Regions from separate parts of the Homo sapiens genome. Here regions 1 and 3 are each linked to region 2. Evidence: chromatin loops called from intact Hi-C (ENCODE). Cell type or tissue: PC-3. All regions are shown on one strand.

What was found. Peaks named below come from ENCODE experiments on the same cell type or tissue, not always from the same donor. Only the 100,000 strongest peaks of a DNase experiment are listed, where the experiment ranks them.
Region 1: it touches region 2 in a loop (12-fold over the local background); 72 of 110 quality-filtered maps call a loop at or near these places.
Region 3: it touches region 2 in a loop (9-fold over the local background); 43 of 110 quality-filtered maps call a loop at or near these places.

The regions. Positions count from the first base shown.
Region 1 is chr12:90,101,905-90,104,404 of GRCh38, reverse strand. All of the region lies in intron 11 of LOC105369890 (a long non-coding RNA gene), which reads right to left. Among named protein-coding and RNA genes, the nearest start is that of LINC02399, 160 kb to the right of the region's middle. In PC-3, CTCF peaks have their summits at 943 and 1,147 (motif pointing right); no DNase peak of the experiment used is centred here.
Region 2 is chr12:89,541,810-89,544,309 of GRCh38, reverse strand. No RefSeq gene overlaps it. Among named protein-coding and RNA genes, the nearest start is that of POC1B-GALNT4, 17 kb to the right of the region's middle. In PC-3, a CTCF peak has its summit at 1,184 (motif pointing left); a DNase peak (open chromatin) is centred at 1,159; H3K27ac peaks cover 549 bases.
Region 3 is chr12:90,852,959-90,855,458 of GRCh38, reverse strand. No RefSeq gene overlaps it. Among named protein-coding and RNA genes, the nearest start is that of LINC00615, 64 kb to the left of the region's middle. In PC-3, CTCF peaks have their summits at 1,018 and 1,222; a DNase peak (open chromatin) is centred at 1,228.

The DNA.
Region 1 (2,500 bases), 560 kb before region 2:
AAAGCATATTTGCCAAACTTACAGTCAGATGACAAAGAGCTCACTAGCCGAGTACTTGGAAAAGTTCAGACACATTTCAGAACCCAAATGCCACATCTATCAAAGGAGCTGATGCTACCAGCCCTGTCTTCCAAACACCATATTTTGGGAAATAAAATATCACATACATTAAAATGCTTCCAAAACATGAAATGAAGTACATGTTAGGTGTCATTATTTGCTGCTGATGTAGGTGACCCTGCAGCAAACTATAACAATACCTGAGTATCAGTAGTCACCTGAATGCACATTGCTAAGGGGTGGCTGCTCAATATGATTGATTGCAAAGAGTGCCATAATAATAAAATTCCCTAAATAAATTTTCAGTTTGGGATACAGCCCATTTCCATGATTCCAGGTGCAAGTTCAAAAGTATCTCAAGGGAGCCAAAAGGTAATTAAAACTTTGTTAATGAAGAAAAAAAATCAAGAAGGACTATTGGTACTGGAGATATAGGAGGGGAAAAAATGGCAAGGAAAACGAGTTGTACATCTAGGACGTTGGATAGTTCCAATTATATTAAATTGAACAAGGAATATGCCACTCTGGTTTTATTACTTAAAAAACAACAAAAAACTCGAAGTCCCTCCTCCAAGATTAAGCTCTCAGTTCATTCACTTTCTTTCATTCATCATTTTTCTTTATCTCTGTTGGTGTTAGCTATCCCTCTGTCTTTTTATGTTAGGTGATTTCACAATTCCACATATGGTTGTTTTATCATCTTCTGTTACTTGCTTAAAAACAAACAAATCAGAAAGCCCCCTTTCCTTCATGCTGTCTTCTCTTATCTTTGCATCAATTTTTCTATTTTCTTCTATTACCAATAATGTTTAATTTCCACTACTTTTGATCTTTACTTTTCTTCGTCTAATTTACACGACTGTTCTGGTGTTTCTGCCTTATATTGATGTCTCTTCTGTCATTTAACCCTTGTCTTTCCCAATCCTACCATTCTGTCCTCCTTTTTTACTATAATTTTTAAAGCATGTGAGGGGGGCCTTAAAATGTTGCAGGAAGAGTTTGCTACCAGGATATTTGGAGTGAGGAAGAAGCCACAACAAAAGTCACTTATTCTAATTAGTGTATATCTGTGAGTGTGTGGGGGCTGATGGTTGACTTGAATCACTAGGTGGCAGTAGTTCAGATCTGACTCTATTCAGATAGCTGTGTCTTTCTACCTGCTTCCTTAATGTTTATGTCCTTTATACCAATTTTTATTCAAAAACTCATGTGGTCCTCTGCAGCATCTACATTTGAAATCTAGGACATGTCACATCAGTTCTCAAAAATAACATAACTTAACACTTAAGGATTTATGACTGCTGATTGCAGCCGAAACTAGGGAGGAAATGGTTTGGTTGATTTGCTTTTTTTTTTTTTTTTTTTTTTTTTTGCATTTAAAAAAAAGTAAATTTAAAGAACTTTATATGCAAATGTGCTGATGGAATAAAATTCCACTGCCAACATTCAGTTTATGAAGTAGAATGCATTAATGAGCATTTCATAAAAACAAGCCTTCCAATACTTCCAAACCTTGATTATTAGATAATGTGGGTAATCCATAGTGTGATCTATTGAATATATAGTGCGTACCTACTACACTTTGCCTACCCTTCACTTCTTCCTGTTGGGAACTGACCCTGCTATACCATTTACTAGCTACAAGACTTTCAACATATTATGAAAGCTCACTGTGCCTTAATTTTTCCAATTTGAAATTGGGAATGTTAATGGTACATACCTTATGTGGTTACTGTAAAGTTTAAGTGAGTTAAATACGTAAAACATTTAGAATGGTATCTGGCATGAATTTCTCCATGGTAGCTATTTGTCCAAGATATCCTTAGATCACCTGTTATGTTTAAGCATTAGATTGGGGGATGCAGGTTAAAAGGGAACTCTCCCCAAGTACATTTTAAAGCAAAGATGCAGATAAGTAACCACGTTATTAACAATGCAATTTGGTAAGTGGGATTTGTGAGGAGGAGCACAGAATTCTATAGGATGAAAGATCAACTTACACCGTATTTGGGTATGTAAAGGAGAGATGAAAAACCCTCTCAGATAAAATTATATCTCAGTTTAAAATCTAAGGCTGAGAAGTTTTAAATGGATGTATTAGGGGGAAAGAAGGTTAGGAAAGGTGTTTCTGGGAGGGGAAGGAACACATATTCTTCCCACAATCTAACTAAGAAGGTAATACTGGCATTATTCAGAAATTAGGCCATTTTTTCTTAATGCTCACAGGTATCTGAATAATTCATTTTGAGTCTCTATAAAGCAGAAGAAGCAAAGGAAGCATTTCAAAGGCCAAGAAGAAACTATTATAGCATGGCCTACTGAAGTGTGACTGTGAAGTAATGAAACAGATTTTTAAACAAAATGTGGCATGAATCTTTTCTCTGATAATATGCTGATCTCCTCCCTATGAAATGCTACTAAATGTTTTTGAATAAGGAAT
Region 2 (2,500 bases):
CAAAAGGACACTGTTCTAGAACCACTTGGCTCCTCCTCTCCACCCTCAATCAATGGCAGACATCACTTATCTCTCAAGGCATACGTTCTCTACATGCAGTCTGAGATCTCTCTTAACACATGGTTCAGGAAGCTGGTATCAACTGTTCAGAGCTAGAATGCCAGACAAGAACCTTGCTAACACCCCTGAATTAGAGTGAATTAGAGCTTTGGCCCCAAACTCAAAAGCAGGGCTAGACCAAGAAGAGCCTCTAGAGCTCTTTTTTTGCCCTTGTTTCCTTGGGTATTGCTGAAGTAAGTAGCAGCGTGGGTGGCCTTTTTAGCTCCTTTGCACTTGGCCAATAATTAGATCCTACTCATCTCCATCTTTCCATCTACTGTAAGAGCTTCAAGGGCTGACATTGTGTTGTAAGAACAGCAGCTCACACCTTCAACATTAACAATCTGCCCGTTTATTATTCCAAGTGCTGTGTACTTTTTAACCATCTATATGTTAAAGATGAGGAGACAGTTAAATGATTTAAGTGACTTTTCCTAGGTCACACATGTAGCAGACCCAGGACTCAAATGCACTCATTCAGGTTCTTAGTACAGCACTTAGTGCCTCTCTCCTAGTTCCCTCGGATACCCTGCACCTGGCTCAGAGCTTGTCAGGTAGTGAGTGCCTGGTTATTAAATATGTGCTTAAAATTGTTAAATGAATACAAATCTTACCAGGAAATATGTCCCTTTTCATGTCTCCTTTTCCATGGACCCTGCTCTGGTTTTGTTAGGCCTTCTAAGCAAAGGCAACCTTTGACTCAGCTGACTAAACCAGCAGCATGAGAACAGAACAGAGCAGAGAGTGGTCCTTTGTCAATGGGCTCAAATCCAGGTTCTATCAGCCTCTTAATCTAGAAGGTGAGAATTTCAATGGTGCTTACCTCCGAAGAGTTGTGCCAAATGAGTCAAGAACTTGGCACACAGTACATACTTACTTTTAGCTTTGATTATTTTAATGGTTATTCTTGCAAATCAATCCAAATGCAGTAAATAGAAGTGCAAAGGGTAGATTTCCAATTCCAGGAGCAATCCCTTTACTTCTCCAGGCTTCTTCCTCTAGCCGAGGGCTCTTTCCTTGAAGTCAGTTTCACCCTGATCTTTTGATGCACCGCCTTTGGGATGAGTGGAGAGAAATGCTTGAGCTCCCCCTAGAGGATGGCGGTGCTCCTAACTTCAAAACCTTCCATGACGTCCCAGGACCCAGGATTAAAATGTTTTCTGATATTTTCTGTTTGTTCCTCCAAATGTTTGTTCCTCCTTCTGTGCTGGGTGTTTTCTGTTTGTCCCTCGGAAATTGCTTTTTACCCCCTTTTTACTCTCTTCTGGGCTACAGGGTGCTGACTTGTATAGATAGACTCCCTTTCTCTCCAACTTCCAGTTTGATATTAACCAATGGAAGTCATCAATATTGAAGAAGAGGAGAGAGGTTGGGGTATTATTTCCCCAGGCCCCTCCAAGCCAGGCTGCTAAGAGTAGGCAAGATCCCTCTACTAAAGGCCATGGCTTCTATCATGCAGACTTTCAGACTCTAAGATCTCTGGTTCCTTGGTGTTGGCTCCCCTGCTTCCCTCTTCAGACCTAGGGACAGAAATGACTTCCTGCTGTTGCTAGCCCATAGCACAGCACCATCCCAGTTTGCTTTCTCTTAATCCTAACTACACCTTGGTAAATGGTCCCTTTATTAGCTCTCCTCAACTACCCTGTTTGAGAGTGTCATCTGTTTCCTGCCAACCACTACATGCTGTGTCTAAATTCCTTAACAGTTTCATCTTTCCTCCACCTCCCCAGTACCCTGTGCTTCAATAAACACTACTTACAATCTCTGTAATATAATCCTGCTGCTTTGTGGCCCATGATTCTCCCATTAATTCTTATATCCGCAGTGTCCTTGCATTTTCCCTATCCTCTTCACAACCCGCTCTCCACCCTGGCCCTCATACAATGTCAATCCCCTTTCCTCATTAAAGGCTTCAATTCAAAGGCCATGTCTTCTATTCAGTCCTTCCTGATCTCCTTTGGCACACATTTTTTTTCCCATTTCACTGACATCCATGCCTTTTCTGTCCTATTGAGTAGCAGTCTTACATTTGGGTTGGATTCACCTTTTCTCTAGTGTCTATGGAGGGTCTGGGATAGTTTAACTATGTTCCATTAACTGGATTAATACAGGCCTAATCCAACCAATACATGATATTTCCCTGGCAATAGGGAAATGGCCAACACTTCTTCGTGGGTGTTCTACTCAGCGGGAGACTGCAGGGCTTTGTTCTGTGGTTGGTATCCATGCTCTCCCCTTCAGAAGTGAGCAGGGAGCAGAGAGTTGCACCCGCTGATTGTAGGCATCTGGTGACCAAGAGGAATGTCAATCTGAGGAAGAAACTAGCATGGAGAGAGGGCAGAATCAGGAGGATCACTAGCAAACAGAACCGGGGCCTTGATCAGACTGTGCCCAAAGCTGT
Region 3 (2,500 bases), 1.3 Mb before region 2:
CATACTTTAGTCAGAAGTTGTATTGATAAAATATTATTTTCAATTATTACATAAACATAGAATTCTTGTACTGTAGAAAAGTTTTGATTTTGTTTTGTTTTGTTTTTTAGATGGGTGGGGCTGTAGGTGCAGTGGCTCATGGCTGTGGTCCCGGCACTTTGGGAGGCCAAGGCAGGAGGATCATTTGAGCCCAGGAGTCCAAGACCAGCCTGGGCAACATAGGGAGATCCCATCTCTACAAGTTTTTTTTTTTTTTTTTTTTTTTTAATTAGCCAGGTATGGTGACATGTGCCTGTAGTCCAGGCTACTTGGGAGGCTGAGGTGGGAGTATCCCTTGGACCAGGGAGTTTGAAGTTGCAGTGAGTCATGGTTGCACCACTGCACCGTAGCCTGAGCAGCAGAGCTAGACCCTATTTCAAAAATAAATAAATAAATAAAGAAAAGAAAAGAAAAGAAAAAGGAAAAAAAAAGAAAGGAAGGTAAAAGAAACTCGAGGAGAGACAGCTGCTGATTCCTTTTTGGATATTTGTGCATTAAGTTATGAAAATGAGTCCTAGACACACTTTAGTGCCGGGGAGCTGTGACATCCTCCTAAAGACCACTGTTCGTTATGGCCAAGAACCAAATAAGGTCTAGTGGATGGTATAACATGTATTATTTGTAATACCTTCATTATTGAGGGGGTTTCCTCAGGAGGATTATCTGTCCAGAAACATCAGAAAGCTTTGCTAAGAGGATGGCAATGCAGGAGGTAACTGCACTTGCTCTTCAGTCTGAAACCGCAGAGTAATTTCTGTCCGTCATAGAAACATTATAACAATGGGGCACTCCCTTTTAAAGAAAATGCCAGGGCTCCAGTAAGACGGGGCTTGCTGAAAAGAATTAAGGTGCAATGGAGGGAGATGTTGCAGGGCTTGCAGAACTTTGTGCTATGACTCATTTGCAACCTTTTGCAAAACTTAATGTGGCAAAAGTACTGGGTTATTATGATGTACCATGTGGTATCCCAATTTGTCATCTTCACTTGACATAGCTTTTATTGAGGGGTACAAGAAGAAACCCCACATTGGCTGAGGAAAATTTTTCTACTTACATCCCACACGGAGATTTAAAAATACATTCCTAGAATATGGCATTTACAGGAACATGTTTCACTTTAGTACTTCTGAAAGAAGACAGCTTTTTTTACCCTTCGAGTGGAAGAATCTATGATTCTAACACGTCACCACTAGAGGGCCAGTGGAACACACCTTATTTGGTAAATGGTGATGGGTCTGGGCGATGCAGTCTCCAAACATTTGAGTTTACTTTGCATCGTTTATCTTTTTGCAGTATTGACTGTTTTATTATTTAAAATGATATTCTAAATTTCTTTTTTCTTGTCACTTTACTGTTTTTAATTTTAGAAAACATCATGTCCATTATTTCAAGCACTGAGTCGGGAGCAAATTAGAATATTTTATTCTGCAGAGAAAAAATTATTGCATGGAAGACTATTCCTTCCCAAGCCCCATTATTTTCCAATATAATCACTTGTTTTAGTTTATAATGTAGTTGTTATAATGACATGCGATGTGGGAAGCTGAAAAAGGAAAATATAAAAACCTGCACAATGTAACAATGATTGGAGAAAGGCATCTCATTTCTTTCATTGCAAAAAATGGAATACTTTCCATGAGATAGCTCATAAATGAGAACATCATGGTAATGTAGTGGTTTTGGAATGTACAGAAGTTAAACTTTATAAAGACAAATATCAATATATCTCAAGCAAAACGTCTGCCCAAAGCAATCAGTAGCAAATGTCTTCATATATTTATTACTAGACTATTTCTAATTTCAGATAATAATAGTCTGTTATGTAAAGCATAAGACAATAGAATTTCTGCTTTCAGAGACTAATTTTTATGAATGATAATATATAGAGATGACAGAAATAATAGGCTATGAAGTTTTCAATGTTAACTTTGTTCAAAATCCTTTTTTATAATGTTAGAGAACATCATATTTCTTGAGTGCAATAAATGTGTCAGCGATGACCCCAATATAAAAGACTTAGATTACTTTCTGGGTTTTATCAAACCTTACTTGGTTTGATTTTCAACTGGACATTTGGATCAAGTAATTATACAATGATTGGCATATGATGACAATGTGGTGCCCTGACTTGCAAGCATGCTTAAAATGAATGAATGAGTATATATATATATATATATATATGTATATATATATATGTATATATATATATATATATATATAGTCTCTCTCTATCTCTCTATATAATATATACTCCTACTAATAACAGGTTTCCTCTCCTTCTTCCTTTAATACTACTTATTATATATATATAATGAGTATATATATTTATGTCTTTATGGCATGTATACATAGTTTTTCACATATATGTGAGTTTTCATATATAGGTAGTGATTTTAGAAACATTTGTAGTTTTTCTTCTTCTACTAAAAAATTAATTATATATTATCCTATTATTCTTCAC